2 separate regions of the Homo sapiens genome follow, and region 2 is linked to region 1. A link is a loop called in an ENCODE intact Hi-C map of the cell type or tissue named here. Cell type or tissue: MCF 10A. All regions are shown on one strand. Each heading gives the region's core, and the rest is flanking DNA. Links, peaks and the distances in the headings are about the cores only. Region 1 overlaps PITPNM3 (PITPNM family member 3). Region 2 overlaps PITPNM3 (PITPNM family member 3).

Region 1 (13,232 bases), core at 1-8,000:
CCTTACCCAAGTGATAAGTATCATGAGGTCATTACAACATTTGGAAGATAATCATCTCACCACCCAGAGGGAGCCAACAGTCTCATTGTTAACATAGAGACTGTTTCCTTCTACATGCTTTTAAGATCGTTTTATTTTAAAAAAACCCTTTATATTGTGATCTTTTCCTGATATAATTAAAAATACTTGATAAATATTCTTAATGGCAATATAATGTCGAATGAATGGATATCAGTTTACTTAATCCCTATAATTAGGCATTTTGGCTGTTTCCAATTCCTTAGCAGTATAAATAGCCCTACAGTGAACATCTTTGTGCATAAACGTTAATGTATATATTAGGGTGATTATATTTGGATGGATTCCTGGAGGAAGAATTATTAGGTCAAAGACTCTGCACATTTAAATCTCTGAATGTTTAAAGCCCCGCTGACAGATGATCCTTTAGAAAAGCAGCTACCTTCTAGTGAGGCTTGCAAGGTGAAAAATCTCAACAGTCCTGGCTCATCCTTGAAAAATCCTTTAGGAGAGCCCCAAATTTGGAGAGTGATGAGAAGTTGGAGGCTTCCAGGAGCTGGTCTGACACAGCCAGCTTTCCCCTCTGGTGTAGGGACAGATGGTGGTTTCTTTGGCAATTAAGTAGTTGGCATGTGTTTAGGGACCACGCTGTACATGAAATATGTATTGTTAAACATCAGAGTCATCATCTCACTGTGAGATGCTCACACTGCAAGAGGCAGGAGGGAGTGCGGAGACTGAGGATTCAACTTTGCAGACTCGCTCACTCCTGAGGGTGGGGCACTTGTCCACATGATTTCAATAGCTCTTTCTAAAGTTTGTTCTCCTCTGACTCAAGTAGTTTAGTTGCTTTGCATTCAGTTAATCGATTCACTCTAAGCTGCAGCTAATGGCTAGCTGGAAGGTCAGGGAGGTGCCCAGGTTTCCTTCTGATTCTCAGCGTCCTACTCTGGGTCTGTGGCTGAACGTAACTTGGATTCTTCCCGGGACAGTGGGCACCTGGGTTGGAAATGGTTGGAATTCTGTGTGTCTCACATTTTTCTCCTTAAGCTCTGCTTCATCTGTGGGCTGGGGCTGGGGGTGGGGAGACCAAGCTGTTTGCATCTGTGTCTGCGGGTTGCCTGGAACAGGAATTACGATGAAAGCCCTGATCCCAGCAGAACAGAACTGACGTTAGCCAGCTGAGTGTTGGGCAGGCTGGGCTTGTCTGGTACACAGTGCAGGAATCCTCAGTGTGGCCAACACAAAGCCAGCATGACGAGGCAGGCCTGCCAGTGTGTAGGATGCTCAGGCGCCCCAGGTGCTCAGCCTGTTTTTGTAAGTAACATTTGATTGGATCCCAGCCATGCATATTTAATCACTGTCCATGGGCGCTTTTATGCTGCAATGGCAGAGTTAACTAGATGCAATGGAGACCACACGGTCCATGTCGTCTGAAATATTGACTCTCTGGCCCTTTGCAGAAAAAGTTTGTTGATTCCTTTTCTAGCCAAATATCAGCCAGGCCTTGGTGGCCAGTGCTGACTGTAGGTGGTGTGCAGCCGGTGGACTCTCAGCCCCGCCCCAGAGATGGAGGGTTGGGCACTTCACGCTCAGAATTCAGGCTGCGCTGCTGTGTGAACACTCCCGCATTCTCGGTCCTTCCCTGACCTGCCCTGCCCTGCGTCCTCCTCCCTCCGCAGCATCCACTCCAGCGTGCTAAAGGATGAGTCTGAGACCCCGGCGGCTGGGGGGCCGCAGCTCCCTGAGGTCAGCCTGGGCCGCTTTGACTTCGATGTGTCCGACTTCTTCCTCTTCGGCTCGCCACTGGGCCTGGTCCTGGCCATGCGGAGGACGGTGCTGCCTGGGCTGGACGGTAGGGATGGTGTGGGCTGGGGCCTGAGGTGCCTGTGCGTCACTAGGGCCACCGTGTCAGGGCCTCAGAATGAGGAGAGTGAAGTCGGGGACAGGGGCAGGGAGGGTCACAGAGTTGGGATAGGTGGAAAGAGAGGAGAGAGGGTGGGGAAGAGGAGGGAGAGAGGAGCAGCTTCCCTCCTGACACAGGGCGAAGGTGAGGCAGCTTCAGATGGATTTCACTCTCCATGTCAAGTGCCCCTGGCTGCTTTGTGGCCTCATTGTCCGGTGGTCACGCCCTATGGGGAAGAGAAGACAGAATATTCAACCTCTTGCCTCCCACCCTCTCCTTCTCCTGTACTGAGGCAGATACGACTGCCAGGTTGGTCTCACCACCCACCCCCGCATATCCCCAAGCCCACCTCAGGTGCCTTTGCTCATGCAATACCTGCAACCTTTTTTTTTTTTTTTTTTTTTGAGATGGAGTCTCACTCTGTCACCCAGGCTGGAGTGCAGTGGCGCGATCTCAGCTCACTGCAACCTCTGCCTCCCGGGTTAAACCAATTTTCCTGCCTCAGCCTCCCGAGTAGCTTGAAGTACAGGCACCCACCATGACGCCCAGCTAATTTTTGTATTTTTGGTAGAGATGGAGTTTCACCATGTTGGCCAGGCTGGTCTCGAACTCCTGACCTCAAGTGATCCACCCGCCTTGGCCTCCCAAATTGCTGGGATTACAGGCGTGAACCACCGTGCCCGGCTAATACCTGCAACCTCGAATGCCTTTTCCTGCTCCTCTAAAATGTACACACCAGGCGATTGGCACCAGCAGGCATGAGGGGTGGGGAGGGTATCTGTGACTCTTAAGGACAGAAGTACAGACCGTCTGAGGCTGCAGGGCACCTTGGGTATCCACAGATCCATGCTTTTGGCCAAAGCTTACTGACAAGCTACAGTATGGAACAGATAAAGTGGGTGGTAGAAATGGAGGCGAGGAGGCAGAACCCCATGGCTGCCCTCAGTGTCGCTAATGAACCCTAGGGCTCCCTGGATGCTGGACGGTCCAGTCCCTGTTCTAGGAGGACAGGGAGGCCCGCCGATGAGGTGGATGCCTCAGTGGAGACACCTGCTGGTCAGCGAGAGAAGTGTTCCACCAGCTCTGGCAAACCTGGAACTCTAGCAGCAGGCCTGGGAACTGAGTGTTTATAGCCTTGAGGCCTGTGGAAGGGGCAGCTGACCTGCCTGAAGGAACCTGGGTTGGCTTCCTAGGTCAGGTGGTAACTGAGTGAAAACTGGAAGAATCTAAAGGAGTTGCCCCGTGGAAATGGGGGAGGGAGGGCCCACAAGGAGAAGGGATGTTTTGAGCAAAGGCTCAGAGAAAGGAAAGCTGCAAGCCTGATTGGGGAAGGGCAGCTGTGCAGCACGGCTGCAGTGCTGGGTGCCTGTCACTGCGCTCCTGGGTGGGGAGACAAACTGAACGTAATGGCTTTGTTCCCGTGGGGAGCAGGGAGCCCGGGGAGGCTCTTGAGAGGGGAGTAGGCTACTCCAGGCTGCATTCCAGGGAGCCTCCTAGGGCCCAGGGAGCAGGTACTAGAAAGTGGCTTCCCTCTGTCTTCCCACTCACCCCAGGCTTCCAGGTGCGTCCTGCCTGCAGCCAGGTCTACAGCTTCTTCCATTGCGCAGACCCCTCTGCCTCACGGCTCGAGCCACTGCTGGAGCCCAAGTTCCACCTGGTGCCGCCTGTCAGCGTGCCTCGCTACCAGAGGTTCCCACTGGGCGATGGGCAGTCCCTCCTCCTCGGTAGGTTCTTGGGGGTGGGAGAGAGTGTGCTGAGCTGGAGGTGGGGCCCCAGCCCATTCAACCCCTCCAAGCTCTCAGTGAGTAGGGTGACTCACCTGAGCAGGGGCTGTGAGAACAGAAGGTTAGCCGACTCCTCTGTCTTCAGAGTCGCCCACCTGTGCTAAGCACCTGCTTGTCTGAGGCATCTTGGGGCTCAGAGGCCCCCAACAGGCTCCCGGACACACTCCTGTGGCCAGGGCTGGTGTAAACTTGAGCTTTCAGAGCTGATGGCGGGTCCAGGGATCCGTGCTCCAATCTATTTTTTTTATGAGTGCCCAGCCTGGACTCTGAAGGGGTAGGGCAGAGAGTGTGCCATCCTGGTGGGCTTCATGGAAGAGGTGGCCTTTGATTAGGGTCCAGAGAGGGGAGGTGCATTTGGGCAGGTGGAGAAGAGCTAGAGGATGAGGGTTGAGATCTTCCAGGCAGGGAGAACAGCAGGAGCGAGGGCAGGTGTTTTGGCGAAGAGCCAGTGGCCTCCAGGGTCAAGTGGGGTGAACCGGGCATGGACCGAGTGTATCGTCGATGGGAGACCTGTAATGGACAGTCAGCAGCTTGGAAATCGGAGCCTTGGCTCCACGCCCTACTTGAGGAAATTTAGCCTAAGCCTGCTCAGAGGTTTGCGTCAGGGATGGGGGAGTTGTGCATGGGGCCGATTCAGGATTAAAAACCATCCCTTCCTCACCCCTAATTCAATGGAGCCTTTATTTCCAAATCCCTGCCTGCCTGGAGCTTCAATAGGTCGGCTAGGCTGGAAACCTCCCTCCCCCATGGATCCCTCTTTGGTCAGGGGACTCCCCTCCCTCCCCTGAGGCTATCCTAGCTCTCAGGCTGGAGTCCCCATTCCCTTCCAGAGGCAGCCTCAATTCTTTGTGGCGCAGGGGAGGAGTTGGATAAGAGAGGATATGGCTATGAGTCACTCCTGGGACCTCAGCTGGTGCTTTTGGGGCAACGTCCCAGAGGCTCCCTCTGCAGCTTTATTGGAGGTAGGGGTGATGGCTGGGACTCCAGCTTGTGTCTGCATAACTCACAGCTGCAAGGAGGTAAATGCGGCAATATGCGGTGGCAGCGGGGTCCCTTCAGGCCCAGGGGACTGGTGGGGTGGGCACAGTGAGAGGGGCAGGTGCCTGCTGGGCTGGCAAGTGAGCAGAGCCGGGGCTGACTCCTCCAAGTGCCCAGCCTCCCTCCCAGCATGGGGCTGGCACTGAGTGGGCAGCTCTGCTGGAGACACGTGACTCAGCCTGACCTTGAAATTCCCCCTCCAGCTGATGCCCTACACACCCACAGCCCCCTCTTCCTGGAGGGCAGCTCCCGGGACAGCCCGCCACTTCTGGATGCCCCTGCCTCGCCCCCTCAGGCCTCGAGGTTCCAGCGCCCAGGACGGAGGATGAGCGAGGGGAGCTCCCACAGCGAGAGCTCGGAGTCCTCGGACAGCATGGCACCCGTGGGTGCCTCCCGCAGTGAGTGAGGTCCTTTTGGGGCCCTGCCTGGATTCGGGGGAGGGGAACCTTCCTCTGGGTGTTTGCTGGGCCACTGCTAGAGCTGCTGAGGGCAGGCCCTGGGATAGGGAGAAGGTGAAGGAAGTCCTGGGGGCTTGCTTCTGCCTTTAGAGAGCTGGGCGTCTGCTGATGGAGACCTGGCATCGGTCCAGATCCTCACTCTGGCCCCAAACTGAGCTCTGACCTTGGAGGAACCTTGACCTCTGACCCTGGACAGAGCCCTGAACTCTGACCCTGCCTCAAATCAGAGCTCTGACCTTGAGGAGAGCAGTGACCCCTGATCCCTGACAGGGTCTGAGCTTTGACCTCAAACAGAGCCCTGACCTTTGACCCTGGACAGGGCTCTGACCTCTGACCATTAAGGAAGTGCTGAACCTTCCAGACATAGACTCAGCGCCAACTTCAGGCAGAGCCCACTGGGAACTGCCACTGAGCGGCGGCCCTGGGTGAGACTGTGGACGTCTCTGTGGGTCTGGCCCTCCTTCCTGGGCATGGGCTTGGCACGCACATCTTAGGGGAGGGCTGGTGGGTTTTGAGAAGGAAGGAGGAAGAGCAGCGCGTTCCCCAGGCCTCCTCCAGGCCAGGGTGCTCCCGCCCAAACCCGTGCCCCACGTGGGGCATCCACCACCAGTCTGTGCAATGGGAGACCCCGCTGCCCCTCGGGTGAGGCCCCGGGCCGGCCACGCATCCTCACCTTCCTCTCCGACCCACAGTCACAGCCAAGTGGTGGGGAAGCAAGAGGATCGACTATGCCCTGTACTGCCCTGATGTCCTCACGGCCTTCCCCACCGTGGCCCTGCCCCACCTCTTCCACGCCAGTTACTGGGAGTCCACAGACGTGGTGGCCTTCATCCTGAGACAGGTACTGCTGCCGCAGTCGCGGGCCTGCCCACAGCCACCCCAAGGGGGTACCGCCCCTTCTCCAGCTGGAGAGGAGGCTATTCTTGCAGACACTGTTCAGCTTTTGGCCTTGATCCTAAGAGCATGAGGAAGGCATTGGAGCACCTACGTGAGTGGGGAGTGACATGACCAGAGAATGGGCTTCATAAAGACATTGGCTCCTGGGTGGCTGACGGCATGGTACACTCTAGAAAATTAAATATAAACTACGCAGGAGAGTGTCCCAGTGTTTCAACTTGGAGACTGGAGTAGTCAGTTCCCACTCCCCACTGAGTCTCAATGTCCTCGTCTGCAAAACAGAAGGTATAGCAGAAAGGCCGGCGCCAGAAGGAGAGCCTGGTGGGGAGGGAGTCTGGGGAGCTGGTAGGGGTCATGATGTTCATGAACAGCCGTGATGGCCAAGGTCAGGGGTATGGTTTTATATTGGGTTCAACGGGAAGCCATTGCAGGGCTGTGAGCAAGGAAGAAATAGCAACTGGCTTGTGTTTTTTGAAGGAAACCCTGAGGCTGAGGCTGCTGTTTTCACGGCAGGAGAGGAACCATGAGGCCTCTTGTGAGGCCAGTGCAGGGGCCCAACTTAGAGAGGAGGCTTGGAGTAGGACAGGGGGTGGAGGTGCCACAGAGTGGCAAGATTTGCATTACGGTGAGAGCGCTTGTGGCTGTCTGCGTTGTAGGAGAAAGACGGGAGCCCAGTACGTCCTGTTTCCCACTTGAGTGACTAAGGTGGTTCTGTGTCCTGCACGTGCGGAAGAGCAGGGCTGGGCAGGGGGCGGAGGAAAGTGAGTTTTGTTTGTAGGTTCTTGGGGGTGGGAGAGAGTGTGCTGGGCTGGGGGTGGGTCCCCAGCCCGGTGGCACCCAGGCCAGGGTGCTCCAGCCCAAACCTGTGCCCCACGTGGCACATCCACGACTGTCTGGGTGTGTGAAGTGTGAGCTGCCTCTTAGTTGCTGGGACGGAAGGGGAGTAGAGGAGTCTGGAACTTAGAGAAGACATCAGGATTCCAGATAAAAATGTGGGTGTCATCAGAGCTTGGACGGCATTTACAACTGGCGATGAGTGCCAGACTAAGGGTGCTCCTACAGAGAGGGAAGTTCAGGGATGAGTCCTGGAGCTCCCCCAGGGAGAGAAGGAGAAGCCACTGAAGGAGAGAAGAGGACATCCCTGAGGTTGGAGGACCCAGAGAGTGTAGGGAGAGGACCCCTGAGATAGGCGGGGTGGGAGTCACCGGGGCAGTGGCAAGAATGGCTTCCGTAGAGGAGTGATGGAGAAGAACCCTGACTGGAGTGGGTGGAGGAGAGGGGGCAGGTGAGGAAGGGGTGACAGCATATGGGCTAAGTCCTCTGTCAGTGCTGCTGTGAGGGACAGCAGGGATGTGGCGGTCACTGGAGAGGCATGAGGAATCTGAGAGAGTATTTTTTAAGATGGGCAGTATTACACGTATTTGAATGCTAAGGAGAGTGATCTAGCGGAGGGAGTCTAATCAGCTCTGCGGGATTGGGAGGGGAGCATGGCTGGAGCAACGTCCTCAAGAAGCAAGGAGGGGCTGGGATCAGGACTCAAGCCGGCCTTAAGAAAGGGCCACCTTGTTGTAACAGAGGGAGGGCAGAGAGTGGGGACAGATAGAGGTGGCTGCCAGGTTTGGGCACAGCGGGGCAGAGACTTCTCTCAGGAAGGGAGCCAGCTGGGAGACTGCTCTGGCCCCAGCTATCAGGACAGGAATGCAGGTCCCGGGGTCTGCGGCCTCCTGACGGTTCCAGGCTGTGAGGTTGGGGGGTTGCAGGGGCAGGGCCCAGCTGGCCACAAGCTGGTGGGCACTGACACCCTGGGAGGGAAGCAGAGAAGCCAGAAGACCTGACCGGGGCCCTGCTCGGCTCTTGGCTAGGTAATGCGCTATGAGAGCGTGAACATCAAGGAAAGCGCCCGCCTGGACCCTGCAGCACTGAGTCCTGCCAACCCCCGGGAGAAGTGGCTTCGTAAGCGGACTCAGGTCAAGCTGAGGGTGCGTGCATGCTCAGTTCGCATGTGGCTGGGACTGTGTCCTCCGGGAGGTGGGGCTGGCCCGGGGGCTGGGGCATCCACATGGGAGGTAAGCGCTTCAATTTGTCCTCAGAGCTCAGCACCCAAACAGGCTGGGGCTCACACTCAGATGGAGCCCAGGCACTGCAGCTGCAAGGGTGTGTGAGTTGCTTCCCATGGCCTGGTTCCACAGGAGCCCTGAGGGCAGGAGTCCAAGACACTAGGGTTGGTGAGGAGATACCAGTTATGGAGCAATTGCTATATGCCAGGCTACAGTAGATGTGGACTTGAATCAGAAAGAGTCCTGGATCTCAGTCACTTACCATTGAGTATGGCCTGGTGTGATATTTGATAGAGGAAGGTACAGATTAAGACAAAGATGGAAAGAAGGATTGTAAGGGCAAATCATTCAGGGCTTCTCTGAAGAGGCTCCTCTGTGGGGTATTGAAGGATGAATAGGAGTTTGAGGTGCATAGATTTATTTATTCACTCAACAAACGATCATCAGTGCCTACTCTGTCTCAGTCATTCTGCTAGAGAGTGGAGCACAGGGTTGTACAGACACAACCATTGCTATGGTAGGCATCTCCAGTCTGGTGAAAAGACCAGACATGGACCCCAAGAACAGTCCTAAAAGGTAGAAGGAGATCAATCCTTCATGAACCAACTCTTTTTTGGTAAACATATTTATTGAGATAAAATCCACATATTCTATAATTTACCCATTTAGATAGTACAATTCAGTGGATTTTAGTATATTCACAGATGTGTGCAACCATTACCATGGTCAGTTTTAGAGCTTTTTCATAACCTCCAAAAAGAAGCTCTGTACCCTTTAGCTGACACTCCCTCACTTGCCCCAGGCAATCAGTAATCGACTTTCTGTGCCTGCAGATTTGCCTATTCTGGACATTTCATTTCGATGAAATGATGTAATATGTGACCATTTGTGTCTGGCTTCTTGCACTTAGCGCACTGTCTTCAAGGTTCATCCAACTGGTCGCTGTGTCAGAAATTCCTTTCTGAGGCTGAATAATATTCCGTTGTATGGAGATGCTACGTTTTGCTTATCCATTCACTACCTGATGGACATTTTTTGGGTTGTTTTCACCTGTTTTTTTTTTTTGGTTTTTTTTTTTTGTTTTGAGACGGAGTCTTGTTCTGTCGCCCAGGCTGGAGTGCAGTGGTGCAATCTCAACTCACTGTAACCTCCCCTCCCTGGTTCAAGTGATTCTTCTACCTCAGCCTCCCAAGTAGCTGGGATTACAGGTGTTCACCACCATGCCCGGCTAATTATTTTATTTTATTTTATTTTTTGTATTTTTAGTAGAGATGGAGTTTCGCCATGTTGGCCAGGCTGGTGTTTTCACCTTTCGGCTACTATGAATAATGCTGCTATGAACGTCCATGTATAAGTTTTTGTGTTTTTCATTTCTCCTGTGTTTTCATTTCTCTCGGGTAGATGCCTAGAAGTGCAATTTCTGTATCAAATGTTAACTCTATGGTTAATCATATAGGGAACTGCCAGACTGTTTTCCACAGTGACTGTACCATTTCACATTCCCACTGCAATGTATGAGGATTCTGATTTCTCCGCATCTTCAGCAACCCCTGTTATTATCTGTCTGTTTGATTCTAGTCATCCCGGTGGGTGTGACGGGGTATTTCATTGTGGTTTTGATTGCATTTCTCTAATGACTCGGGATGCCGGATCTTTTCAGGTGCTTATATTCATGAACCAGCTGCTCCCTCTCCCCTGACAGTGCACCTGTAAGGGGGCCTGCGTTCCCTACTTGGCTGAGTGTCTCCAGGGCAGGGCCCACGACTAGTTTATCTCAGGGACCCCATGCAGATGAGGTGTCTGCAGATATTTGTTGGATTGAATTAAAATGCATGGGAATTGAAAGGAGGTTGAGAACCTGTCTTTGAGGAGTCCGAGGAGTGTTTCTTGGCGATGATGGCGCTGAGTCTAGTCATAGCGAATGGGCTGGAATGTGGGGGAAGAGGGCCAGGGCCAGGGATGGCACCTAGAGCCAGTGTGGGGGGCGGGACAGCGGTGTGAGCAAAGGCCTGGAGGCTGCTGCAGAGCCTGGCAGAAAGGACCAGAAGGTGTGGATGGGGAGCAGCAGGAGACAGACTGAAGAGGTCGTTCAGGCAAGCCTTGGAAAGCTAAGCTCAGGTTCCGGACTCTACGCAGAGGGCAGTGGGGAGCCCGGGAGGGTGTTAGTAGAGCTGTGCTTTATAGAGACAGAGGATCTGTTGCAGGGACTGCCTTTGAGGAAGGAGCTCCATTAGGGAGCTGTTAGCAGCATCCAGGCGATGTGGCTGTGCGAGAGATGAAGATGTGGCCAGTGCGGTAAAGGAGTGGTCACTAGATGGAGAGACTGGGGTCTTGGAGGCCAGGCTGGGAGTGGGGGCTGGTCAGGGCCAACACAGGCTGCAGAATGAACTGAAACCAGTTCATTGATAAATGAAGAAAAATAGGGAGGTTGAGACAGTCACAGATAAAATGACGCAGCGTCCAGGATTGCTCCAGGATAATCCCGGTGGGGCTGGGGCCGAGGCTGGGGAATTGGGCAAGGGAAGAACGAAACCAGGATGGCCACGAGTTTGTTGCTAAGTGGTGGAGCAGGTGCTGGGAACACGAGGCTTTGTTACACTCTTCTCTCTCTCTATGCTTGTGCATTTGAAATTTTATCTTAAAAAAAAAGACAGATAGTAAATACTGTTGGATGTGAGCTGTGATGTAGAAGAAAGAACCAAAAGTGACCAGGCAGTTTCCAGCCCGGGGATCTGGAAGATAAGCACAGGCTGTGAGGCCAGTTGTCCCCTCAGGGCCGAGCAGAGTCAAAACAGAGAACGGGCCAGGCACGGTGGCTCATGCCTATAATCCCAGCACTTTGGGAGTCCGAGGTAGGCAGATCACCTGAGGTCGGGAGTTCGAGACCAGCCTGATCAACACGGAGAAACCCCATCTCTACTAAAAATATGACATTAGCCAGGTGTGGAGGCGCATGCCTGTAATCCCAGCTACGCAGGAGGCTGAGGCAGGAGAATTGCTTGAACCCGGGAGGTTGCGGTGAGCCGAGATTGCGCCATTGCACTCCAGCCTGGGCAACAAGAGCAAAACTCCTTCTCAAAAACAAAAAACAAAAAACAAAACAAACAAACAATCAATCAAACAAAAAACACGAAAGCAGAAAACGTACAATGGCAGGAAGCCCTGTGCACCTTGAAGACAGCGTTTGGGGGACTCACGGTCTGTTTTTCTCACACGTTCCCTGGGAACACATCTCTGAAACTCTAGCAGAAGTTAGTAGAGAGACATGATTCAGCAAGCTGATATGCCTCCAGCCAGTCTGAGGAACACTGCAATGATAAAGCAAGGTTGAGCCTCCCTTGCAAGGGCTGAGCCAGCTTCTTTCTGTCCTTCCAGAATGTCACGGCTAATCACCGGGCCAATGATGTGATTGCTGCTGAAGATGGCCCCCAGGTCCTGGTGGGGCGGTTCATGTACGGGCCCCTCGACATGGTGGCTCTGACTGGAGAGAAGGTACCTGGGGCTGGGCCTCCCCTCCTCAGCCACTCCACCTGCACCAGGTGCCTCATGGAGCCACATAGCGTGTGGGGTGAGGGTGTCAAGAGGGCCGAGCTGCCTGGGGTGGAAGCACAGGGCCAGGAGCTACCCACCTGCTTGGGCGGGCCGGGAAGGGTGAGCAAGGAGGAAAGGATGGGCTCAGAGTATCCAAGGACAAATGAGGAGCCAGGCTGGCAGGAGCCAGGGAATGTCAGGCAGGGACCTCAGCCCAGAGTTCCCCCGCCCAGCCCCTCTGCCAAGCCTGTAGCCCCTCAGCCTTCAGGGAGTCCCTGACCCCCTTCACTGCCGCAGGTGGACATCCTAGTAATGGCAGAGCCATCCTCAGGCCGCTGGGTACACCTGGACACAGAGATCACCAACAGCAGTGGTCGCATCACATACAATGTGCCGCGGCCCCGGCGCCTGGGGGTTGGTGTCTATCCTGTGAAGATGGTCGTCAGGTAAGACCCAGGGGCCATTCTCAGGGTGGTTTCTCTCATTTCTATGGCCCTTCCAGCCAGGCCTGTCTAGAGGATGGGGTCCTTGGGGTTCTTTGTGGGCCCCCATCTCTGTCTGCATGGACAGAGGTGGATGGGAGAGGTCACCAGCCGTGGCATCAGGAGATGCCACCCAGGTGCTCTCTGACCTTGACCCAGACTGAGCTCTGACTGCAGCTACAGGCTGACCTCTGGATTCCGGCTAACGTCTGACCCTGACCTCACGGCTGACCACAGGCAGGTTTCTTTCAGGGGCGACCAGACCTGTGCCATGAGCTACCTCACGGTGTTGCCCAGGGGCATGGAGTGTGTAGTGTTCAGCATTGATGGGTCCTTCGCGGCCAGCGTGTCTATCATGGGAAGCGACCCCAAGGTCCGGCCGGGTGCAGTGGATGTTGTCCGGTGAGTGCCACCTTCCACGAGGGCTATATCTCCCTGGGGGGCAGGAGCCAGCAGCCCTGGGGGAAATATGTTGTTTTTCTGATTTGCTGTAGGAATTCTACCGGTCTCTGGGGCTGCGAGCTGAGAAGCCCTGGCTTTACCTCCAACAGTAATTTATTGAGTATCCTTGGGAAAATTTCTCCTGCTTTCTAGACCTCAGCTTGTCTGTTTCTTCCTCTCTCCCTCCCTCCCTCACTTCCTTCCTCCCTCCCTCAATTCCTTCCTTTTTTCCTTCTTCCCTCCCTGCCTCCCTCCTTCCCTCCCTGCCTCCCTCCCTGCACTCGTGCACGCATCCGCTGCTTTCTGAGGCCCCCTGTGGCTGGGCTGTGTGCTGGGCACTGATGCAGAGCGAGCTCTTAAGTCAGAGGACACTCAGAGTCTGGTGGGGAAAATAAGTCACAGGCATGAGAAACTGTAACCCAGGACTCCAAGTGATCAGAACCTCGAGAGTAGGACAGATGCCAGGCACTGGAAGTTCCTGGGGGCTGGAGACTGCCCTGCCTCACCCCAGTAACAGTGACGGTTTTGGGGAGAGAAGACGGGCCTGGCTCCTGGGCTCCTGGGAGACTGCTGGCCTCAAGATGCCCAGCAGCTCCGTAAGAACAGGCCTAGACAGGCTG
Region 2 (15,452 bases), core at 4,411-12,410, 51 kb before region 1:
TGGCCCTGGGTACCCCGTCCCTGTCCCAGAGAAGGCCAGAGATGCAGAACTCAGAGTCCGTAGTGCAGGATGGATCCTCAAAATGGAACCATGCCTGGACCTTGAGTGAGCTCCTTATTGTGAGGGATGAAGATTGCTGGGTGACAGGTAGTCTGGCCAGAAGCCATGGGTAAGAAAAGCTTAGTGGACCAAGGAGGATGGGTTGACATGTTAGAGCAGCCCAGGTTTCCCAGGGTTCCTGGCTATGAAACGCTAAGTTCTAGAGAGAAAAATGAAACGGTCTTTTGAAGTCTTCATCCCTGAAAGGATGCAAGGTTGGGGCTAGTGCAGTCACTGTGGTATTGGTTGAGTTTATTTGGGATTTGGCTGGATATGCCAAGACTAGCTCACTTTGTGTTCTGTTTTTATAGCAAAATGTATGTCTTCATTTAGAAAATATCAGCTGCATCCTTCACTTTAACCTTAGATGGAAAGAATAATCCAATTATTTGGATATTGGAAATAATTGGAACAATATCCAATTATTTGTACCAGCAAACATCTAGGTACAAACAGAGGTGGTTTCATGAAATTAACTGCCAGGAGATAGTGTTACTGGGAGTGCCTTTAATTGGCAGGATCTCGATTCTTGGCCCAGCCCTTCCCCTGAGGTTCTGCATGGCCGTGGGCCAGTGGCACAGCTCTGTACCTGTAAAATGAGGATGCTGGGCTTCACCTGGAAGGATCTGTCAATGAGGCTCCCCATGGCCTTGCAAGGCTCTGTTGGCTGTGGTGTCCAGGTCCATTCCCTCACTTGAATGGGAAATACTTTTCTTTCGGTTTCCCAACCCCCTCCAGCATCTAAATAGCCCTCCCTCCATGAATATGCATAAGCAGGCCAGGCCCTGACAGTTGCAGAGACAAAAATGCCATCAGGGCCAGGAATGGGCTGGGTATGGTGGTGGTGGTGGTGGATCTAGGATTTACTCTCAGGGCACGTCTGGCACTGGGTAGCTGGATCAAGAGCAAAGCACAAGACTTGTCTCCTTCAGCAGGGCTAAGGGAACTCTCTGAGCTAGAAGCTGGAGGAGTCCTCCTTTCTGCATTTACCCCCATGTCTTTTGTGTCCTTGGTTTCTTGCTCTCTCAGTGGCCAGCCTGGCTGGTCCTCCCCTCCCCCACTCCCCAAGGTGGGAGGCTGGGGCCTGAGGAGCTGGGTTCTGTGTTGCGGAATCTGCTTGTGCCTCTAACTCCTGGTTTCCCATAGCAATTGGGAGAGGAAGGTAGTGCACGGCTAAATCATCCCATTTTACAGACGAAATTTCAAAGTCAGGGTCAGGTCTCACAGAGAATGGGGGGCACATGCCAAGCCTTCTCATTTTGATCTGAGCTTTCCCTGTGATCACTCAGCCTCCCGGCAGTTTCCAACCCCAAGGGTGAGAGAAGGGGGAACAGAAGAAAATGATATGTGTCCTCTGGGCATAGAGGACCAGGTTTCCATGATAGTTGTCACTGACTGTCTGCCCTCTGATCTCAGGCAAGTCTTGGGTCTCTGAGCCTCAGGTTCCTCATCTGTAGAATGGCAAGGGTAGAACTGTTTGTCTCCTGGAGGGAGTGGAAGGATGTCACCGTGGGAAGCTGCGTGATTATTCCTGGGCCAAGGAGCCATCACAGAAGCAAAGCACAGGTGTGCCACAGGCCCCCACTCTCCCTCTACCTTTTCCCCCATTGGGGGAGGGGAAGTGGAAAAGAGAACGCCATGGAACCAGCCCCAACATGTCTGGGGATGGGCTGTGTGGGGACTGCCCCTCACAAGGAAGAGGGAGTCATGGTATTGGCTATAGGGGGGCCATGGGGGCATGTGGTAGGCAGTGCAAGGTGAATGTGAGCAATCTTGTGGTCCAGAGCCCCAAGCAATGCATATCTAGGTCCTTGGAGAAATCCATGTTGTGGGCCTGATGATGAGTGGTACTGGATGGGCCATCTGCAGAATGTGACCAAGCCCTCGGCTCCATGAGCTGGAGGTGAAGCTTTCCTGGCATGAGACAAGGAGATTTTTTTTTTTTTTTGAGATGGAGTCTCACTCTGTCACCAGGCTGGAATGCAGTAGCACGATCTCAGCTCACTGCAACCTCTGCCACCCGGGTTCAAGCGATTCTTCCACCTCAGCCTCCTGAGTTGCTGGGATTACAGACACCCGCCCCCACGCCCAGCTAATTTTTTGTATTTTTAGTAGAGATGGTGTTTCACCATGTTGGTCAGGTTGGTCTCGAACTCCTGCCCTTGTGATTTGCCCGCCTCAGCCTCACAAAGTGCTGGGATTACAGGTGTGAGTCACTGCGCCTGGCCAAGACAAAGAGATTCTTTACTCTGGAGTCCTGTCAACAGTAGAAACAGAAGCTCCAGGATAGGAAGAAAGGCTTTCCTTATGGCATTGTAGGTTGTGCTTACAGGAGTAGAGTATAACCAGGTTTTGGTCAGGGTCAGAGTCAATCTGTGGTCAAGGCCAGGGCTATTGTGACAGTGGGTGAGGCTCAGCTTGGAGCTTAATCAGAGCTGGGTCAGGTCTCAGTAGGGTGAAGTACATGCTAAAACCATGTCCGAAGCAGAGGTCACCAGGATGAGAATTAGCATGCAGGAGACAGTCATCAGAAGGTGAAAAGCAAAATCAACCAGGGCGTTTATACAAATGAGCACGCTGTGGCCTCCACAGGTCCTGTTGGAGGCATGTCCTACAATGTGGGAAGCAGAGCAAAGACTTCAAGCTGAGCCCTGCAGCTCCCCTCTTTGCCTGAATGGCTCCAAAAGGAGATATTGCTGCTGCTGCTTCCGTGTGTATGTGTGTGTGTGTGTGTGTGTTCTTGTTGCTTCTCAGGGGACAAGCCAATTGTTGCCAGAGTGAAGACGTAAAGGCTGAGTGTGGGAGAGAAAGCATGTTGGGGAGTTGGGAGGGTGCACAGAGCAGCAGAGAGACAGGGATGGGCGGAGGGGCAGGGAGTGTGAGAATGCCAGAGAAGGTAAGATAAAGCAGAGAGTGAGAGGGAGCAGGAGGGAGAGAGGGCCACACACATATGCACACACATGCACATATGCACATACTCACACATGCATGTACACACTCACTTGCATGTACACACATGCACACAATGCATGTATGCACTCACACATGCATGCACACACATGCATGCACACACACATGCACGTGCACACGTGCACACACACATAGCAAGAGAGAACAGGGAGGGGAGGGAGAACACCCTTAGGGAGCAGGGGGCTGGAGAGATCCTGAGGACAGGGACCCAGAGAGACAAAAGAGAAATCCATAGAGAATGAGAGAGATCAAGAAAGAGACATACCCAGCCTGATAAGATGAGACCCAGAGAAAGGAAAGAGAGAGATGCTGGGGTGAGAAGAGAGCAAGGCAATGCATACGTGTTCCACCCAGAGAGAGATACGGATGTGGCAGGCAGCATGGGAGAGCTTGGGAGAGGCAAAGAGAACTACAAGGACCAAGAGAGACACAGACCCATAGAAAGGGGTCCAGAGAGCTCAGATCTGAGTGAGTCAGGGCCAGATGTAAAGCGTGAGAGAAGCACGGTGAGACTCTGGTAGAGAAGGACATATTTGATCGGAAACAGACAAAAGCCCAAAAGCCAAAGATGGAGCAGGGTTATACTGGTGATTAGGAAAAAGAGGAAAGTGGCCTGGGCCATGCAGGAGTAGGCATGCTCAGACCTCCAGAGCCCTGGGAGACCCCACAGGGTTCCAGTAGCCTTGCATAAACCACTGGGACAGGACTTATGGCACTGTAGAAGAAAGCTAGGATGTGCTGAGTGCCTGCTGCATACCTGGCTCTCTTAGCTTATGTCAGAGGTATTTCTATCATGTTTTTCACAAAACTGGATTCCAGCAGGAGGGAGGTTGTGTCTCACCCTGCACACAGTAGGTGCTCAGGAATCTATTCACCGTAGATTGAATGCTAGAATGAACAAATGGATAGCTCCATGCTTGAGTAACTGAACCAGGAGACAAAGAACTCAAGGTGGTAATTGGGCTGATCCTGATTACCTCACTCTACAGCTGGGGTAGAATGTCATAGGGGCCAACAACAGCAGGAGTGGAACCAAGAGTGAGTGTGGGGCATAACACCCATGCTCCTACTGGTGGTGGTGGTGCTGGTGATGATGATACCATCATGCAATGGCATCTCAGCCTGTGCTTTTACTGTGTGTGGGGCACTCTTACAAACACCTTTACCTGCATCTTCTCACTTAATGCTCACAACAATCCAATGACAGAGGCCCTACGATGATATCACTTTTAGATGAGGAAACTGCAGTTGTATTGCTAGCAGATGGTGGGTCCAGGATTGAAAAAAATCAATCTAACATGAGAATTGAGCTCTTAACCTCTTCATAATTCTGCTTCCCGAAGAATAATATCACCTCATATTTGTTTACAGCACCTTGACTTGCGTCGTATTTTCAAATTTGCTATATTATTTGTCCCCACAGCAGCTTGCTAGACAGAGCTATAGACCCTGAGTCGTTATTGTTGTTTAAAAGATAGGAAAGCAGACACAGTGGTGGAGGGTGTGGAAAAGCACAAAGCTCACATGCAGCAGGATCTGCACTGGAACCTGGTCAGGGCCCTGCCCAGCACAGAATAAACCAGTTCCCAGATGGAACACACTGGGCTCAGGAAATTGTCCGAATGTGTGTGGTGCCTGGCTGGAGTGTGGGCAGCCAATACAGGATGTCCAGGGCAGGCTATCAGGATGGCAGGATTTCAGGACTCTTGAAATAGTATACCTGGTTTTAAATCCTGGCTCTAGCCAGTGACCTTGGGCAAGAATTACTCAGCTACTCTGTGCCTCAGTTTCCTTGTCTATAAAATGGAGATAATAACAATTTTACCTTTTTTGTATTGTTTTGAGAATCGAGTTAATATTTGTAAAGCACTTATAATAATCTCAGTGTATGGTAACGGTTAGATAAGTGTTGTTAAGTCAATCAAATAGATACATAAAATAAGACAGGAGGAGATGTCCTAACCAGAATTGGGGGTCTGGTCAACTGAGCTCTTGAGTGAATCAGAACTCTGGACAGCTCCCAAAGCTTCAGATGCACCATATTGATTCCTTCTGCTAGGTAAAGTTCTTTGGCAGTGAAATGGATCTCAACCCTTTATTCTTAATTATCATAAGCTTGGAGATTGTCCTCAACACCCTTTGATGTCTGTTCTGCGAGGGAGGGCACAAAGCTCTTCACCAGAAAGGCACATCTGTTTTTCGGCAAAGTATGGGGAGGAGAGCACACATGCCTAAGGGTTTGTCTTTGAAGAAATGTCCCTTTGTAGGATGAGGGATGGTACCAGATGTGTGTATCTGATGTGTGGGACCCAGGGCCTTGTATTCAGCGTGGTTATGGAATATAGCCCCACTGATTTCTCCCAGAAGACTCACTATGCTCAGACAAGGAAAGAACAAGGATAGAGACAGGGTTGAGGGGAGGAGTGGGAGAGAATGGAGGAATTAAGAGGGTCATAAAGTTCAGATGGGGGCTAAAGGTTCCATACAAGTCAAAGCTTCCTTAGAACCGGAAGGTTTCTTCTCCTCCAGTTACTCCAGAGCTGCTTCTGCAGCACACAAATCCTCATCCACTCAACTCCTGGTGGTGAGTTACTTCTCATGTGATGACATCATCATGATTGCTCTCATCTATGAGCACCTCCTCTGCACTAAGACCTTTACATCCATTATCTCATTTAATCCTCACAACACCTCTGTGGCCAGATCCATTTTAGTGATGGGAAAATCGAGGGTCAGAGAAGTCAGTAATTTAAAGAAAAACTGCTTGCAAATGACAAGGTTTTGCTCTTTCTTCCCAAACACACTGACTTTCAAGAGATACTGCCATCAGTGCTAGGAATGGTACTTTCTATGGGGTTTCAGGCTTTTTGTTACTTTCTTTTGCTGTTGCACGTGGAGGCCCAGTAGGGTACAACAGTACCTTCTTTCAATGATAAATCTCTGCAAGTCTTGTAACTGTCTAGCTACAGACACCTTCAAGAGTTGAGGTGTACCTCAACTCAAGGAAGAAATAGGACAAGAGAAAATGTCCCTCAGACATAAGCTCCTGATAGGGCTACCTATCCCTAGCTGCACCTGCTTCTGCTCACCGCTGCTTCTTCCCACAGAGGAGATGGCTGAAGGGAAGAATGCCATCCTCATTGGGATGAGCCAGTGGAACTCCAATGACCTCGTGGAGCAGATCGAGACCATGGGGAAACTGGACGAGCATCAAGGTGAGACTCTGCTTCTCTCATGACCAGGATGTGCACATAGGTGTGTTGCAGGGGGGGCTGTAGGGCTGGTGACTGGGGCTGGGGCTTGGGCCTTCTGTGAAGAGTCTATCTGCCTTGGTTCCTCCTTCATAGCATCCCTGAATTTTGCCACTTACAGGAACTCTCATGGGGACTTCTGTGGGGTTTTCTGTGGCATAAAAGCTCCAGCCTACTTCAACAGAGCTTCCTTTGTCCACAGAATGACTACCCCAGTGGCACGGGTGGTTAATGGCAGGTGCCTGGGTCCAAGCTCCTTGGACTGCCAGGTCTTTGGTATTGGAATCTGCTGAATAAGGAGGGTGACAGTTGGAGGAGCCTTTGAGCAGGACAGGAGCTGAGGTCTAAGGGGAGAGAGAAGGACAGCAGTGAGAATCAGGATTTCCTTTGGTGGAGTTGTTGAAGAAGGAGTATATGGCTGGGGATTAATCCAGGAGGCTTTCTATGGAGAAGAGTTTTGACCAGGAGTTTGATCAGCCTACAAAGCAGGCTGATTCTTTTTGGCATCCATCTATCCATCTGTTTGGCTATTGTTCATCACTAACAGGCTCATTGAGCACCTACTGTGTATAAGTGCTTGGCAGGAGCAACCAAAGGTGATTCATCTGAGGCCTCTGTCTTGTGATGTGTGACACGTATAAGTCAAGATATGTGGATCAGGCTTAAGCTGAGGGTGTTAGCTCAGAAGGGAGAGGCATGACTTTCAGGAGGCAGGAGAGGGGATCCAGGAAGGGCTCCTGACAGTGAAGCAATGGGGCAAGGCTTTAAAATTCAAACGGACAACGTGGCTGAAGATGTCGTAAAATCTGAGCTCACATATGGGAAACTGAGCTCAGAGATCTTCAGCTGAGGGCTGTATTTGATTAATGTTACAATGGAGTGAGAAGCAGAGCCAGGGCTAGACCCACATCTGGGATGCAGGGTGCTAACCTCTGTACCTGTTACCCTCAAGTTGGTTTCTTCCATCCCTCCTTCCCCACCCCACATACCACTCCTCCTACTTTATTTCTTCTTCATCTTCTCTTCTCCTTCCTCTATTGCTCCTGTCATTCGCAGTCGTGCTCTGGCCCAGAGTTGCCGAGTGGGCAAGGCCATGCTCTCAGGAGGCATTCAGTGAGATGGTCCTGGCCCAGCCCACGGGAACGGCTGCCTTGGTAGTGACCATCTTGCCCTGTTCCTGTTCCTTTTCTCATCCCCATCCTTGCCTCCTTGGTTCAGAGCTCTCCTTTTGCCAAAGCACTCATCCTGAGAAATGGGCAGGCCTGGTGTGGTCATCCCATCTAACCAACAAAGAACCCAGGCTCAGAGGAGCCACGTCTTGCCCAAAGTCCCCCAAGCTGGTGGCAACATCAGGCTCAGATTCCTGGTCTTCTGATTCCCAGTCCAGGGCTTCACCTCCCGGACTGGACTAAGGCTTGGCACAGTTCTGGGCCCCAACAAAGTCAGGCTCAAGGAACCATGAGTCTGAAAGGAAAGGCACCCTGTACCACTGTCCCATCCACGAGAAGGGGGGGCTCTGACTCTGGCCCCCAAGGGCAATCCAGAGACAACTTACCAGTCGTCATAGCCATGTATCTGCCAGTGGGTCCTTTGCTGCTCTTTCCTTCATCCCAAGAACCCCAGAGGGGGCCTAGAAGGGGTCATGGATTCTAGGTCCTGCCCCACAATAGTGCTTGTAGCCTTGAAAAGACAAATATGGATTTGTACCATCCATTTGGCCATCCCCTTCCCATCCCCCATCCCCACTTGTCTGCTAAAGAATGTATGACTCAGACCCAGTGAGAGCTAAGGGCAGTCGGTCAGGTGAGCAAGAGGCAGAGTGAGCTGGGAGGGCACTGGAGGGCAGGGGACGAGGAAGCACAGCGGGAGGTCCAGGACAGAGGCAGAAGCTGCAGTGCTGGAGTCAGAGAGGCCTGGGTTTGAACTTCAGCCATGCCACTCCATGGCTGTGTGGTCAGGAAAAGTCACATCACCTCCCTGGTCTTCTGTTTCTTCATCTGCAGAGTGGAGGACTAGTAAAAAAGCTGTGATGATTAAATGAGATGATATTTGCAAAGTGCATTCGATAGCAGGTCATTCTTATAATGATGGAAGGGGGAGAAGCATGACCAATGTTGCACAAGTGGCAGCCCTCACAAATGCTTCCTGATGCTCATGAATGAAGGGCAGTGCTTACCTGAGTCCGAGGGTTGGTACTATTTCCTCCCAGTACAGAATGGGGAGCGGGAAGAAGAGAGGAGAGAGGGTAAGAGGAAGAGGAAACCAGCTGGATTTCCAGCTCCTTCCAAGTCCCATTCTCGTGTGAATTCATAATGTGAATTCCCACAACATGACAGAACACACACATTCATTTCAATAATCATTTATGGAGCCATCACAGGGGCTCAACCCTGTGCTCAATGTAGGGGGAATAAAGACAAGCAGGATGGCCTTGTCATTCCTGAGAAGCTTGCAGCAGAGTGGAAGCGACAGATCAGAGCCAGGGGTTACTATGCAGTAAGGCAGGCTGGGACAAGGCTCTGAGAGGCTCTGGGAAGTATCTTGGGGAAAGGAAGATCCGTGAACTCTTCCTGGAAAGGAATGCAATGGAAATTGGTGGCATAGACAGAGCAGATCCTCTTGTCTTCTTCAAGTTGCCTGCCCTTAGACACAGGACTCATTCCAGGCCCCCCTCCCCTGCCTCATGCTGGACGCTCTGGCCAGTCACACTGCCTCCATGGGTGCTCCAGCCACCTCGATGACAACTCCTTGCTCTATCTCCAGCCAGGACCTTTCTTCTGGGCTCCACACTCGCATTTTTGGTAACCTCCTGCTAACCTCTACCTGGATGTCCTAAAGACTCCTTATGCTCCACAAATTCCAAATGGAGCCAACCTTCTTCCCTTTAAGCCTGAATTCTGTTTTGTATTTTACCTTTTCTCTCCCTAACCATTTAAGTCATATATTTCATCAGCACTTTCAGACTGCTCTCATCCCTCCAGTTCTCAAGGGTGTTAATTCTGCTCTGTGTGTGTGTGTGTGTGTGTGTGTGTGCGCACACTAAATATACCTCATGGGTCTTCTTTCTCATTTGTGATTGTGAACTCATCTTGGTCACACATACCTCTCTTTTCTTTTTGGGGGAAGTCTTTTGTGCCCTAGGTTGGGAAAATGTCCTCATAAAGACCGGCCTTGTTTCCTGCTGGGCCTGAGTGTTTCACTAATCTTGAATATTTTATAGGCTAAATTTATAGTTTAGAGTTTCCATTCTACATGGGTGGTGTAAATTTAGACCCTACACCCAGAAGTGGCACAGGCTTAGGGTTTTAATTACTCATGTGTGAATTTTCTCTCTCACTGTCTGTGAATGGTTTCTTTGCCGCTTCCGCAAAGAAGGTTCTTTTTGTAAGTTCCTGTAAGGATGGAATGGCCCTTCAAGTGTCCCTGCTATAAAGTGGGTGCCACATCAGCTCCTTGCCATCCACAGGCTGAGGTCAGGTTGGTGGAGTTCACAGTGTGGTTTTTAGGCTCTGGCCCTGGAGCCTCTTTCTTTATTCGTCTGACTCATGGGATTCACGGATCTCCTCTATCTCAGCTTCTGCTTTCGTCTCTGGATTCCTTTTTTGTTTCTGGCACTGTGTATTATACATTTTTTATTTTAAGCTTGGTTATATATTTATCTTTTTTGGCAACATATTGCCCAGTATATATATATATTTTTTTTTAATGGAAAGGGATCCTTCAGCACCAGCTGAACACCCAGAAGCGTGTTGTTATTACTATTATTTTACAATTGTTCAAATATTATTATTTATTATACTATTATTATTTTTGCAATTGTTTGTCTTGTTATTTTTGTGTAACATTTCTTATTGTGGTAAAATATGCATAACATAAAATTTACCATTTTAACAATTTTTTTTGTTTTTGAGACGGAGTCTCGCTTTGTCACCCAGGCTGGAGTACAGTTGTGTGATCTTGGCTCACTGCAACCTCTGCCTCCCAGGTTCAAGTGATTCTCCTGCCTCAGCCTCCCAAGTAGCTGGGATTACAGGCGTCCGCCACCACCCCCAGCTAATTTTTGTATTTTTAGTAGAGACAGGGTTTTGCCATCTTGGCCAGGCTAGTCTTGAACTCCTGACCTCAAGTGATCCACCTGCCTCGGCCTCCCAAAGTGCTGGGATTACAGGTGTGAGCCATCACACCCGGCCCATTTTAACGGTTCTTAAGTATACAGGTCAGTGGCATTAAGTCCATTCACATCGCTCTGCAACCATCACCACCAACCATCTCCAGAACTTGGTCACTCTCTGCAACTGAAACTGTGCCCGTCAAACACCAACTCCCCATTTTCCTTTCCCCAGCCCTTGGTAAACATCATTCTACTTTCTGTCTCCATGAATTTGACTTCTCTAGGTACCCTACATATGTGGGATCATTCAGTATTTGTCCTTTTGTGTCTGGCCTGTTTGACTTAGCATAATGCTTTCGAGGTTCGTTCATCTTGCAACATGAATCAGTACTTTATTCCATTTTGGGGGCTGAGTAACTTTCCCTTGTATGGATATACCACATTTTGTTTATCCATTCATCTGATGATGGACGTTTGGGTTGCTTCCACGTTTTAGCTACCATGAATAATGCTGCTACAAACATTATAAATATCCACCTGATTTCTTAAATGTATTCTCATTGGAAAAAATCAAACACAACAAATAAAACCAAAGTCTCCTTTAGTTATTCCTTCAATTACAGACCTCCTTGTGGAGTTGATCAACGTATCTCTCTAGAGGTCGATGGTATTAGACATTAGTGCTGCAACTTACCTCTTCCCTCACATTTAACAGAAGATCTTGGAGAGCTTTTCATATGGGTATATATAGATTCACTCTGTTCTCTTTACCTGTACTATAATATTCTCTACTATAGTTGTACCATAATTTATTTAACCATTCTGCAGTGATAGACATTGGAATCTTTCATTGTTATAAGAATGCTTTATGGGTTTAAAGTATAAGCACTGAAAATTGCAATAGATACTGTCAAATGGTTTTCCAAAAAACAGTGCAAATTTATATTTGCACACCAACCATGGATTAAGTTAGCCATTTCCCCACAATGTGTTACCAGATTTGATATTATCAAACTTCAACATTTTATGTAATGGTCGGGTAAAAACGTTTTCTTGTTTTGCTTTGTCTTTACCCAGTTTCTAGTGAGATTGAACATCTTTTCATAAATGTGTTGACTGATCATATTTTCTTTCCTCTGAATTTCTTAAACATAATTTTTGCCAATATGCTATTGGATTGTTTATCCTTTTTATTGGATTTTAGGAGATCTTCATATATATTCTGGAAGTAAATTATTAGTCTGCTATATATTTGAAATATTGCTACTTTGGTGACATTTCCTGTTGGTTCTAATAGTTTGTCAGTTGATTCTCTTGGGTTTTTTCTAGTTACAGCATCACATCATTTACAAATCTTTTCTTTCTTTCTTTTTTTTTTGGAGACAGAGTCTTGCTCTGTCACCCAGGCTGGAGTACAGTGGTGTGATCTTGGCTCACTGCAACCTCTGCCTCCTGGGTTCAAGTGATTCTCCTACCTCAGCCTCCCGAATAGCCAGGATTACAGGCGCCCGCCACCATGCCTGGCTACTTTTTATATTTTTAGTAGAGATGGGGTTTCACCATGTTGGCCAGGCTGGTGTCGAACTCCTGACCTCAAGTGATCTGCCCGACTTGGCCTCCCAAAGTGCTAGGATTACAGGTGTGAGCCACTGCATCCAGCCTTGTTTACAAATCTTTTTTTTTTTTTTCTGAGACGGAGTCTCACTCTGTCGCCCAGGCTGGAGTGCAGTGGCGCTATCTCGGCTCACTGCAAGCCCCGCCTCCCAGGTTCACGTCATTCTCCTGCCTCAGTCCCCCAGTAGCTGGGACTACAGCTGCCCGCCACCACGCTCAGCTAATTTTTTTTTTTTTTTTTTTTTTTTTTTGAGACGGAGTCTCGCTCTGTCGCCCAGGCCGGACTGCGGACTGCAGTGGCGCAATCTCGGCTCACTGCAAGCTCCGCCTCCCGGGTTCACGCCATTCTCCTGCCTCAGCCTCCCGAGTAGCTGGGACTACAGGCGCCCGCCACCGCGCCCGGCTAATTTTTTGTATTTTTAGTAGAGACGGGGTTTCACCTTGTTAGCCAGGACGGTCTCGATCTCCTGACCTCGTGATCCGCCCGCCATGGCCTCCCAAAGTGCTGGGATTACAGGCATGAGCCACCATGCCCGGCCTACAAATCTTAACAGTTATATTTTTGCCAGCATTTACTCTCCTTTCTTATTTTTCCTTTTAAACTGCATTGCATGGGATCTCCAGGTCAATGCAGAGTGACAAGCGGTAGCGGGCTTTCTGGTTGGATCCTGACTGTAGTGCTGTGATGGAAACGTTCCAATGTTTTACCAACAAACATGGCCCTCGCCCTAGGATTCCAGAAATGCCCTTCATCAAGTTGAAAACAATTAACTTCCGAAAGTTATGACTTCTTTCTCATTCCCCTCATTGTTCATTTGTGTTTTTCCCCATCCCTCCATCTTTCTCTTTCTCTCTCATTCTTAGTAAGTTTTGCCAAAGGCTTACCTATTTCGATGGTCTTTTCAAAGAAATAGCTCTTACTTTTATTAATCAGTTCTATTGTCTACCGTTTTCTCTACTTAGTTTTTGTAAATTAACATTGCTTTTATTTCATTAATTATTTCCTTCTACTTCCTTGGAATTTATGTGATTTGTGCTTTTCTATTTCTAGAGATAAGAGCTTTTTAATCTTATTTTTTAAATGACACACGCACTGTTCCCTTCCAAGGGAGGGTCCTAGCAAGGTTACCTTTTTTTTTTTTTGCTTTTTTACCCATTACCTTTTTTTGGTAAAATTTATAAAAGTAAGCTTTTTTGGGGGGATAATCTTTTCCTTAAAAGGGGACCCCAAACTTGTATAACCTCAGTCCCCAGAAAACCTGCATCCAGCCATGTTGGACACATTCCACAGGGTTTGGATAAGTAGCCCCCTCACTGTCCATCATGTCTACATAGTTCAAAACCTCCACGTTCTCCTCTTTACCCAAAGAGCTGTTGAGAGCCATGTACAAGAATCCTGACAAATAGATTTTTTTCTTGTTAATTAGCAATTTGATTCCACTATGATCGGACAATGTGACCCTAACGTGATATCTTTTTGAAATTCTTTCTTGTCTAAACCCTGGTCTAGTGTGGGTGTGTGAATGTTCCTTATGAGTTAAAAAATATATACATTATCTATATACTGTATATGTTGGGTTATAAATTCTCTATAAAATTAAAGATATTATCAATACAGTTTTCTCCTTCCCCTTTTCTTGTTTTTTATTGACACCATCAAATTTCTTATATACCTCCTTTTTTTGTAGTTCTAGAAACGTACAGTTTTAACATACATTTGAAAACTGGTATTTTTGGCCAGGTACAGTGGCTCATGCCTGTAATCCCAATACTTTGGGAGGCCGAGGTGGGAGGATCGCTTGAGCCCAGGAATTTGGGACCAGCCTGGGTAAAGAGAGTGACTCCTACCTCTACAAAAAATTAAACAACTAGCTGGGTGTGATGGCATGTGCCTGTGTTCCCAGTTATTCTGGAGGCTGAGGTGAGAGGGTTGCTTGAACCCAGGAGGTTAAGGCTGCAGTGAGCCATGCTTGCTCCACTGCAACCCAGCCTGGGTGACAGAATGAGCCCCTGTCTCAAAAAAAAAAAAATTAAAAATAAAAACTGGCATTTTCTACCAGGGTTTGGATTAAGTCAGTAGCTCTATCTATGCTATCCCTGAACAGGGAAGGATGTTTGTACCTTTTTTCTTCCTTCTCTTCCTAACTCCCCAGCTCCCATGGCCCCTGGCCATTTGGTTTCATGTTGCCAATTCTCATTTCAACTTAATGATTAGTTTTGCTGTTTTACTTTTGGGGAGGGTTTTGTTTTCTCATCATGGTGGCTTTGGCAGTGACAACTCCTCCGCCACCTCCCCCTCCTTCTCATTCTATTTGGGTTAAGTATTTTGAGCTATGATTTATATTCAGTAAAATTTGCCCTTTGTAGCATATAGGTCTCACTGCTACTTCCTCAATTTCCTGACTTCTTCTTGGATTTACTTTCTCTTTTCACTAGAATGTCTCTGCTAGTAATTCTTTCAGGTAGGAACTGTGGATAGCAATTTTCTAGGTCCTTGCATTGCTAAACATGTCTTTATTTTGCTTGCTCATTTGAATGTGAGCTTATCTGCCTCCATTATCACGTTCCCAACTATCTCTGCAGCTATTCCTCCATGGCCTCTTGAATTTAGTGATGTTGGTGAGAAGTCTGAGATAAATTTGATTCTCATTCCTTTGTGAGTAATATGGTTTTTACTCTTCCTGAAGATTTACGTTTTTAAATTTTTTTTTCTTTCTTTCTTTTTTTAATAGAGACAGGGTTTCAACATGTTGCCCAGGCTGGTCTCGAACTCCTGGCCTCAAGTGATCAGCCCACCTCGGCCTCCCAAAGTGCTGGGATTACAGGCATTTGCCACCATGCCCAGCCTTTAGGTTTTTTACATCTTTAGTCCTTGTATTCTGAAATTTCAAGCGACGTTTCTGAGTAGGTTTTTGTTGTGGAGGTGTTTGTTGGTCATGCCATACCTGGCTGTGCTCTTTCACTACTGTGAAGCCTTCTTTTCATGATTTCTTCAAGTATTTCTTTCTTTCTTTGTTTTTTTTTTTTTTTTGAGGCGGAGTCTGTCTCTGTCGCCCACGCTGGAGTGCAGTGGCACCATCTCGGCTCACTGCAAGCTCCGCCTCCTGGGTTCACGCCATTCTCCTGCCTCAGCCTCCCGAGTAGCTGGGACTACAGGTGCCCGCCACCACGCCTGGCTAATTTTTTTGTATTTTTAGTAGAGACGGGGTTTCGCCATGTTAGCCAGGATGGTCTCAATCTCCTGACCTCATGATCCGCCCGCCATGGCCTCCCAAAGTGCTGGGATTACAGGCATGAGCCACGGCGCCCGGCCAAGTATTTCTTTCTCTTCCAGAGACTTTTCTAACCACACGTTACCTTGTTCTTCTTATTCTTATTTCTTGGTCCTTGGTGGGTTCTGAGAATAT

Evidence for each region. Peaks named below come from ENCODE experiments on the same cell type or tissue, not always from the same donor. Only the 100,000 strongest peaks of a DNase experiment are listed, where the experiment ranks them.
Region 2: a loop joins it to region 1, with 11 times the contacts of the local background. A loop is called at or near these places in 2 of 110 quality-filtered maps.

Annotation. Positions count from the first base shown.
Region 1 is chr17:6,463,073-6,476,304 of GRCh38, reverse strand. It overlaps PITPNM3 (PITPNM family member 3), which reads left to right. Exons shown (of 20, transcript NM_031220.4): 10 at 1,701-1,873; 11 at 3,478-3,648; 12 at 4,950-5,144; 13 at 5,897-6,045; 14 at 7,964-8,080; 15 at 11,534-11,650; 16 at 11,987-12,135; 17 at 12,424-12,573. Among named protein-coding and RNA genes, the nearest start is that of PIMREG, 25 kb to the right of the region's middle. RefSeq lists enhancers at 1,064-1,655, 1,656-2,248, 4,435-4,958, 5,991-6,491, 11,507-12,058 and 1 more. In MCF 10A, for the core only: CTCF peaks have their summits at 2,985 (motif pointing left) and 4,627; DNase peaks (open chromatin) are centred at 2,974 and 4,544.
Region 2 is chr17:6,516,188-6,531,639 of GRCh38, reverse strand. PITPNM3 (PITPNM family member 3) reads left to right here. Exons shown (of 20, transcript NM_031220.4): 3 at 6,177-6,284. Among named protein-coding and RNA genes, the nearest start is that of PITPNM3, 33 kb to the left of the region's middle. In MCF 10A, for the core only: no CTCF peak of the experiment used is centred there; a DNase peak (open chromatin) is centred at 8,089.